2 separate regions of the Mus musculus genome follow, and region 2 is linked to region 1. A link is a loop called in an ENCODE intact Hi-C map of the cell type or tissue named here. Cell type or tissue: heart. All regions are shown on one strand. Each heading gives the region's core, and the rest is flanking DNA. Links, peaks and the distances in the headings are about the cores only. Region 1 holds the start of Cep41 (centrosomal protein 41). Region 2 holds the start of Copg2 (coatomer protein complex, subunit gamma 2).

What was found. A loop is a pair of places that touch in the nucleus more often than their neighbours do. Peaks named below come from ENCODE experiments on the same cell type or tissue, not always from the same donor. Only the 100,000 strongest peaks of a DNase experiment are listed, where the experiment ranks them.
Region 2: it touches region 1 in a loop (2.7-fold over the local background); 2 of 42 quality-filtered maps call a loop at or near these places.

What each region holds. Positions count from the first base shown.
Region 1 is chr6:30,691,194-30,695,587 of GRCm38, forward strand. It overlaps Cep41 (centrosomal protein 41), which reads right to left and starts at 2,556. Exons shown (of 11, transcript NM_031998.3): 1 at 2,444-2,556. The coding sequence starts at 2,476. In heart, for the core only: no CTCF peak of the experiment used is centred there; a DNase peak (open chromatin) is centred at 2,608; H3K4me3 peaks cover 1,514 bases; H3K27ac peaks cover 3,090 bases.
Region 2 is chr6:30,894,581-30,898,974 of GRCm38, forward strand. Copg2 (coatomer protein complex, subunit gamma 2) reads right to left here and starts at 2,214. Exons shown (of 24, transcript NM_017478.3): 1 at 2,081-2,214; 2 at 962-1,014; 3 at 267-347. The coding sequence starts at 2,117. Tsga13 (testis specific gene A13) reads right to left here. Exons shown (of 8, transcript NM_054073.2): 8 at 2,401-2,663. The coding sequence ends at 2,494. In heart, for the core only: a CTCF peak has its summit at 2,170; a DNase peak (open chromatin) is centred at 2,241; H3K4me3 peaks cover 1,880 bases; H3K27ac peaks cover 1,884 bases.

The DNA.
Region 1 (4,394 bases), core at 143-4,142:
CACCATCACCCAACATAAACTTAAATTTCTTAAAGCAGAAAGACAAAAATAGGAGATAGAAGTGGAAAAAAATCAGAACCAGTTTATATGGGTATAATATCAAAATGCTGAACCCGAGAAAGAGGGTGGAGGAAATGAAGTCAACTGTAAAATAACTCAAGAAAAAATTTACAGACTAGAAAGATATAAGGTTCTGGTGTTTATCAAAGTGAATGAGAACAGGCCATAACAAGGAATCCTTTGTGAAATGTTCTAACACAGGGAACAAAATGAAGCTTCCTGAAAGGAACAACAAGTCACAAAGCAACAGGATGGCTTTGGATTTTTCTACAGACACACTGGCTGCTGGGTCACAGCACAATGTTTTCAAGATGTTGTTTTCCAACCATGAAATCTATCTTCAGCCACACACTCAGGGGAAAAAAAAGAAGAATAAGAATGTAGAATGGAGACAGTTTTAGATAGGATATTTTGGGTACAAAAACACATATGCATTCTTTCTCAAGAATTCCTGGAAGTGGCCCTCCACTCAAAGAAGGCAGTAAAGACAGCAAGTGTTTACATCCTTCCTCTTCTGACGGACTCTTTGTCCTATATTTCCGGCTTCCTTCAGGAGAGCCCATGAATGGTCCCAGCTGGGGATGGAAGTCATCTGCCTTGATGCCCTCTCTCAAGGGCGATCATGCTTGATGGTGGGTTTTACACCTAATAGTTCTCTTTCATTCTGCCCCGACTTCCTAGCATCAGTTCAGACATATGGCAACATAACCACCTCATCAATGTCTCCGCTCCTCGACACAGCCTGTCCAACTCCATCCACCACAGTGTGGCTATGATGGTGCCTAAAATGCAAGTCTGAGCACATGACTAAAACTCCTTAGAAGCTTCTTGCGTGCTGACCAGTAGGCAGGATAATGGTATTCCCAATCTTGAACTACCCAGCCCACCCCATCACAGGCATCTAATATTGATATTATTTTAGTTGACAAAACATAATTTATTTCTAGGAAAAAAAGGTTGACATGCACACACTGTGCAATTATTAAGTTAGTAAATATCGTCATTACCTCCCTTGTTGTGAGGAGAGGTTTGGAATGTTCTCTTGGCTAATCTGAGATGTACATTAAATTTATATTTTAGTCACCCTGCTGTGTCATCTCCTGTGCCATCTCAAAAGTTTAGTTCTCCTAACAAACTTTCTACCCTGCGACCAGCATCTCTTTGTCCCAGACGCTATATCCCTAACTTCTGGTGACCATTATTCTAATTTCTACTTCACTGAGTTGGACTTTAGACTCCAAATGTAAGTGACACTGTGTAATATTTACACATCACTATCAAGGTTTAGTAGTGGCGGCACATGCCTTTAAATTCCAGTATCTATGAGGCAGAGGCAGGTGGATCTCTTTAAGTTTGAGGCCAGCCTAGTCCACATAGTGAGTTCCAGGACAGCTGGAGCTACATAGTGAGACTGTCTCAGAGACAACCAACCAACCAAACAACAACAACAAAAAACAACCAAACAAACAAAAAACCCCACCAAAATAACAGACATTACTATCATGGCACTCCAATACACATGCCACAGTTTCCGACACCAGGCATTCAACAAGAAATCCAAGACCTACAACTGGTGTTTGCTATGAAGGTGCAGAAGGCCCCTCTCAAATTGCCTTTTGTTCTGTAGACTCCTACTGGGACTTGGTCGGAGTTGAAGCTCTCCTTGGCTTTACACAGGCTGTTCTAGCAAGCTCTTCACCTGACTCACGAGTGGCCTTGATGGGTTGGGGCCTTTTCAGCTCAAGAACGCCCCTCCTTCTCTCAGCTTGAGTGCTGTCTTTCCTCCTCCATCTCTCTCCCGAAGCTCACCAATTTCCATCACTAGACTGAACTCTACTGTAGAGACTCTGTCGTTCTCTTTGTAGGTCTGGTTACTTGTTTGGTAAGGGTCAAATAACACTGGGTGACATTAAACTGCTACAAATGCACAAGGGCACTGAGGGTAAAGGAGAACAAAGGGCCCTATTTTGCTCCCTTTGCAAGGGCGGCTTGGCCTGGGGTACCCCAACTCAGAAGTGATGGGCCCCTTCACCTCCTTCCATGTTTTGGGGGTCTTTGATTTTTACTTTGTTTGCAGGTGTCACTCCTAGACTGTAAACTCTTTGAGGGCAGGGGCTGTGTCTTTATGTACTTGGCTCCTCCAAGCCTCGAACGTCGGTGTCCGGTGGGTCTTTGTGGGGCGAGCACGCCCGGCACCGGCGGGTGCCACTGACGTGGAGCCTCGGCCTGCCCCGCCCCAGGCCCTGCGCTCGGCCCCCTCCTCACGCTGGCCACTTCCCGCCTTCCGGGCGGCGGAAGTGGCCGGCTGTTCGTCCCTGCCCACGTGGCGCCTTTTCCGGTGCGCCCGCCCCCTCCGGCTCTCGGGTCCGGACCTGGCCCTCACCTCAGGATTCCCAATGTGCCTCCGGGCAGACATATTTGCTCCAACCGACCACGCTCGGGGTTCTAGCCTCACGTCTGGCTACTAATCTAGCTTCCTACCCCCCTCCAGCCCCCACTCAGCCGCCTCCCTGTAACCTCTCTTCCGATTGGCTCGGCTGCCCAGGCCAGCCAATAGAAGCTCCGTTTACTGCTTCGGCCCGGGCGGGGAGAGCAAAAAAAGCTGCTCAATGGTTGCCAAGGGCAACGCGGGACGCCCGCTAGCGCAGCTTGGATCCTGGCGCCCAGCTCCTGCCTGAGCGCGGGAAGGAAGGGGGAGGGGCTCCGGCGCCTGCGCAGACCTGAGAAGGGGGGGGGGGGGAGGGTCTGGCCTCAGGCTGGAGAGAGAACACAAATTCACCACAGGTCCCCCCAACCCTTTGTAAAGTCTTTCTAACCAAACATCGGGGCTACTTCTTCCACGGCAAAGGACATGATTTGGGCCAGGGATGTTCAACTGGAACGAGAGTGCATAGTTTATTATGTTCAGGTCTTAAGTTATTATGCAAATTATGCAAAATATCATAAGTAAACACAGTAATTATTGTTGCTCTAAAAGCTTTTAGTCTAGCGAAAGAACAGCAACCTTAATTGCAAAGAGCACACACCGTTCAGTGGTTCATCATTCATTTAACAAGTATTTAATAAGCACCTTATGAAGAAAGCGGCAGTATGTTTTGTGGAGGATGGGAAAGATGACTAAAATCCGATCCCGTTGTCATGGAAACCATTGTAACTCCTGCCACCAACCACCACCTGTTCTCATTCCAGATCTGAAAATTAAGTCCTAGCACCTTTACAAAACAATTACCCACACAGTTTGACTTGGCTCCTAAATGTCCCACCAAATCCATCAAAATTACTATTTCATTTTACAGGGAAGAAACAGCACAGTAACCCTTTGTCCTGTGCTCTAAGTCGTTTTTTTTTCCAGGAATAGAGAAAGGTTCCATTGGTTTGTTCATACTGGCTAGCTCTGTGTTAATAACAACATCCATGTGAACTATGGCAGGGTCTACGCAGATGACCTAGTCAACAACGTGGTCTCTCATACCCTGTCGTGCCTCATAGCAACTTCAGGAACCTGCTCTTAGGGCCGTATCTTGGATCAAGTCATTCAGACTGGACCTCCAGGATCTTGGACTATTGTCCTAACTGCCCCTTGTACTGTGTTTAGTGTTTAATACCTACCAAGGTTTATCTTAAATCCCTTTACCATGTCTAGTCTTTAACCCTTCTAAAATTCCCACTCATCATTCTATTAGAATGAAGGATTGGGGGCTGCAAAGGTTAGAAGGGAGTAGATAGGGTGTATTTATCACATCTTTGCATAGCGAACCCCTGTGCAGCTTGGAGTTGGAGTAACTCTAGCTTTAATTTTTTTTTCAAATCCTATTATTAACGATGGTTCTTAAATGCTTTAACCTTCCTTGTAGCCCACCACCCCACCAGAGGTAGTAGAAAAGAAAGGATATGTGGGAAATGGACCTGTTTAGAAAGGTTCTTTGGAGCAACTCAGTGTTGTCTGGAAATCGGCAGTTCAATTCACAGGTTAGCAGGCAGCGGCAGCTTGATCTAGTTGCAAATACCTCACGGATACACCAGGGGTCCAGTTCGGTAAAGTTGGCTTAGCAACAGTGGTGACAAGACCTAGCAGAGACAGCCTGGCCCCAGCCTCAACTTGAGTCAGCAGGAGGGACCATCGGGAACCCAAGGAGAAGTTCTCTGTTGTGCCTCTCTCAGGAAAGTGAAGGCCAGCAAAGACCACCGAGACCCACCAGTGTTGCACAGCTAACTGTATGAGCAAGCCGGGCTCTGTCTCCGTCATTCCTTGGAGTCCCATTTATGCCTTTCACACATCAAGTGTCCTCCACGTGCCTTGCCTCAGCACACGTCTTACCTCAGCAGGACGCTTG
Region 2 (4,394 bases), core at 166-4,165, 200 kb after region 1:
TAAGTAGTATTTGTTGAATTCAAATCAACATATCTATTGAAATGTACATGTTTAGTTGGTCTAATACCTCATGAATTTAAACAAGGAATATAGGCTCAGTCCTTGTATTAAAGAACTTTCACACATTATTGTTCTAATCACACACTGTGGATTTTCAAATTACATGATTTTCTTTTTTAAACAATTCTGCTTTTCAGTAAGTTCTTCACTGTAGGTTATATATTTCTATCTTAATACACAAATCGAAGGAAATCAGAATAGTTTACCTGGTTGAGTAAGTAAAGAATCTTTGTCAAGATATGCAAGCATCTTCTTGGATTGATGGGCGTTTCGTTGAATATGCGTGCCTACAGAAATATGCAAAACAGTATGCTGTATATTGTGTATGTTCTATCACAGAGGATATCAAATCATCTTTAGTAGCATTAACAATATGTTAGTACAATATCCAAGTAATGCAGGTTGTCTATGCTCTCAAGGTAGTATGACGTACAATAAATTACCAGACATTATCTGCTTTCCTGGCTATATTTTATTCCTTTAGGTTGACAACTTCAACTTTAAAGACTTGACCAGAGTCTCTGTCTACATATGAATGCCTCGAGTTTAATATCTGTAAGCTCTTCTAATAACCTTGCACTTACCACTCCTGACATGTCATTAAAATCCCCCAGCACACGACAGAGTCTATATGTCTGTACGTTTCTATAGTCCCAGCCTCTCCCTTGTCCTCTACTCCACAATCTCTGCACTGCTACACTCCGTTGTCACTTTTAATATAGAAATAAAAAAGGGATTTCTAGTTTTGATCAAATGTGGGGGAAGACCGATATTCAGACTGTCAGGTGGGTCTACGGTCCTTCACTGTTTTTTTGGCTGTCCTGACTTTTGTACTTCCTAGGTTCTTTGCCCATTATTCTCAAACAGAATTGATAAGGCACTGTACACATCCAAGCCATACCTCCTGCAAGACAGCACTCTTCTCCAAATGCTGGAAAGGATTGGAACCACTACCTATAGTATAAGAAAAAGAGAAGGTCTTCAATAGCTGGACTACAAAGACTTTTCTAAAGGAGGATATTGCATGCTTGGAAATCTCACCTAAACAGAATGATCCCTTGGAAGTCACAAGGACAACTATTACTAATATGCAAAGAAGTTGGATGAAGTAATTTTGATTCTGGTTCAAATTCTGTCATTGCCATACTGAGATATCTTGGACTTCTCCTGATATAGGAACCCTATCCAAAATGAGTGCCTTCATTCCCTGCTTCCCCCTCCCCCATCCCATGGATGTTAACAAATGTGTCGGTTTCCACCACCACCAAGAGTAATGAGATGACAGGACACTATGGATTTCCCTAAAAGCAAGCCCTATTTTATGTGTTTCACACATTTACTGAAGCAGAAAGGAACAGTTTCGCAGAGAGTCACAGATGTAAAGGCCATGCAGGATGAGGCCATGAAGGTCCACTAACCCAACCTTCCACCACACTTGTGAGAGCAGCTACCACTGAAGAGCTGAAGATTTTTTTTTTTTTTTTTGAAGAGGCTTGGCATCTTCCCCACTTGCACTGCACCACAGACAGGTATCAACACGCAAGTCACTTCTGGATGCCTGAGCATTCAATGAGCTGTGTCCCACCGGGCAGTCTTAACCCCTGGGAACAGGAGAATCAAGGCCCTTCAGAGTCCATAAACACGCAACCCTGGCCCGGTCGACCCCAGCTCCCAAAACAGGGGGTGCTCGCCCTGGGGCCTAACCCCACCAGCAACCCCAGGGTACCGAGACTTGCGCGCGCACCTCCTCGCCCCCCGACAGGGCCCCACGGAGGGCCGGCTCGGAGGGGCTCGATCGGGGGGCGGGCGCGGGGGGCGGGGACGCGCCGGGGCGGAGCCGCCGAGCGCTCGAGGCGACTCCCGGCCAGGAGCGCGCGGCCCGAGGGGAGGCCCCGGCGCCGGGGGAGGGGCTTCGGGCAGACCCCGCCGCTGCGGCCGCCCCCCAGAGCAGGTGGCTGCGGGCGAGGGAAGGGGGGAAACCCTTGCGCCTGAGAGTGGGCGTCCGGAGCGCCGCGCGTACCAGACTCCTCGTCCTTCTTGTCGAATTTTTTAATCATCTTGGACGGCTTCCCAGCGCCCAGACCCACCGCAACCGTCCCAGGCGCCGCAGCCGGCGAGCGGAAGACGCTGCAGGAAGGCAGGCCCTGGGTTCTCGCACCGGTTGGGCCGGCGGGCCGTCACTCGGGGCCAAGGCCCGCCCCCCTCGGGCCTCCGCGGCCGCCCTTGCCCCCTAGGGACGCAGGCACGCCCCCTGCTCCGCCCACTGCCGCACGGGGGCGTGGCCAGAATCTGCCCGGAGGCTCACCACGCCCCGCTTCACAAACTCTGCAAGCCAGGTCTGAGACAACAAACAGGGAACTTTATTTGGTTAGTGACTTCTCCAGGCCCCCTCAGTTCTTGGAGAGTGAGGAGTGGGGCTTTAAGTCTTTGTCTTCACCAAATGACAGCCGCATCTTTGACAATCCACTGCTGGGCCCTTCCATGGCGAAAGAAGCTCTCCCCTGGCACACTTCTTGTAGGCTTCTCTTCTAGGAGCTTTGAAAATGTCAGGGGTTCCCAAAATACTTGCGAAGTTGGTGTTTCACTCTCTGACTTCATGGAAACTACGACAAAGCATAGGACACGTTGAATGTGCGACTCTGAGAGCACTAGAAGCGTACTAAAAGGAAGGCGTGATGTGATCCATTTGAGGAGACCGAAAAGCTGGTCTTAATTTAACTTTCCAAGAGGGTAGATTTGGGGACTGCCATTCCCAACTTCTTATGATTCCTTCTTCACCCAAACCAGTGTAGTTTTCTTGGCTTTCACCATTTTCAAATGATTCAATCTGCATAACACTCAAGTAATTTAAGGGATACTCATGTGTCTCAGTGCTTTTCCAAATGTTTTCTCTTTTTTTTTTTTTTTTTTTGTCCTCGTCTCAGAGTATGAAAAACACGCTTTTAATGCCTTGGGCATCGAAGACATCACATTTCTAGAAGGTCTTTCCAGCTTCACCTGTTCTTAGGGCGTTGACTACTTTAAGATCTTAATGACAGTCCTTCCTCCGTTGAGGGCGTGGTTTGCCTCTTGGGCAACCTTCTAACCAAACTTGACAACTTCTACTCAGATCTCTCTCTCTCTCTCTCTCTCTCTCTCTCCCTCTCTCTCTCTCTCTCTCTCTCTCTCTCTCACACACACACACACACACACACACACACACACAAATGATAGGGCATCATTTGGGGGACAGAGATGTTAGCTTAGAAATGGCACCACTAGTAAAACACCCTGGCAGCTTTGTTATTGTTGAGGAAATGCACCATAACTGTCTGTTCATTTTAGGTACAAAAGTAAAGCACTCATATTTGGAGAGGGCATATGTAGTCGCCATAAATGACACTAGAGCTGAAGGCTGACATATTACTTTATACATGAAGATCTATCTCATCCTGACAGGGCTTAGAAAAGGTCCTACCTAGATTATGCTACATACCCTTAAGAAAAATTTCAAACTGGGCATGATAGCACACACGCTTTTAATCCCAGAAGGCAGATCTCTGAGTTCAAGACCAGCCTGGTCTACACAGCAAATTCCAGAACAGCCAGGGCTATACAGAGAAACCTTGTCTTGAAAAAACAAAAAGAAAAAGAAAAAATTCCCATCATATATAGATTCCGCTGAATAATGTGCCCAAACCTTAGTAATGGTGCCACTTAAAATGTTACTCCATCCCGATTAAAAATACTATGCTAGGGACTGGAGAGATGGCCCAGTAATTAAGAGAATTTATTGCTCTTGCAGAGGACCTGAGTTCAATTCCCAGCACTCACGTGGTGGCTGACAAACCATCAGTAACTCTAGTTCCAGGTGATCCGATGCCCTCTCCTCTGATCTCTGTGGGCGCCGTAAGTGGTAAGCGGATATACACACAAGCAAACCACTCATACATAAAATAAAATGAGTAAACCTAATTTTAAAATGTAAATACTATACTAATGATTCTAGCTACCTCATTTGACTTATATAAAGTCCGACCAATATTCATCATGTGAAATTTCTCATGAAAGAAATAGATGTTTCCTCTTCTACAATCTTTGGCTGAAAATGAAACAAGCTTTGGAGAAGAGGCCCTCTTCTCCCTTGGACTATAGCCATTAAGAGTTAGGTAAGGACAGGGACATGAAGCCTGGCGATTGCTCAAAACAGGTAATGTGAGAGGAACATGTGGAAGAGTGAATAAACTGGGGCTGAGGTGAGACTGAGCTCTTTTAAGCGAGATGGATCGCTCTGCTGCCTCAGCTGTTTCCCACATTGATCTAGGGGTTTTTTTGGTTTGATTGGTTTTTTTTTT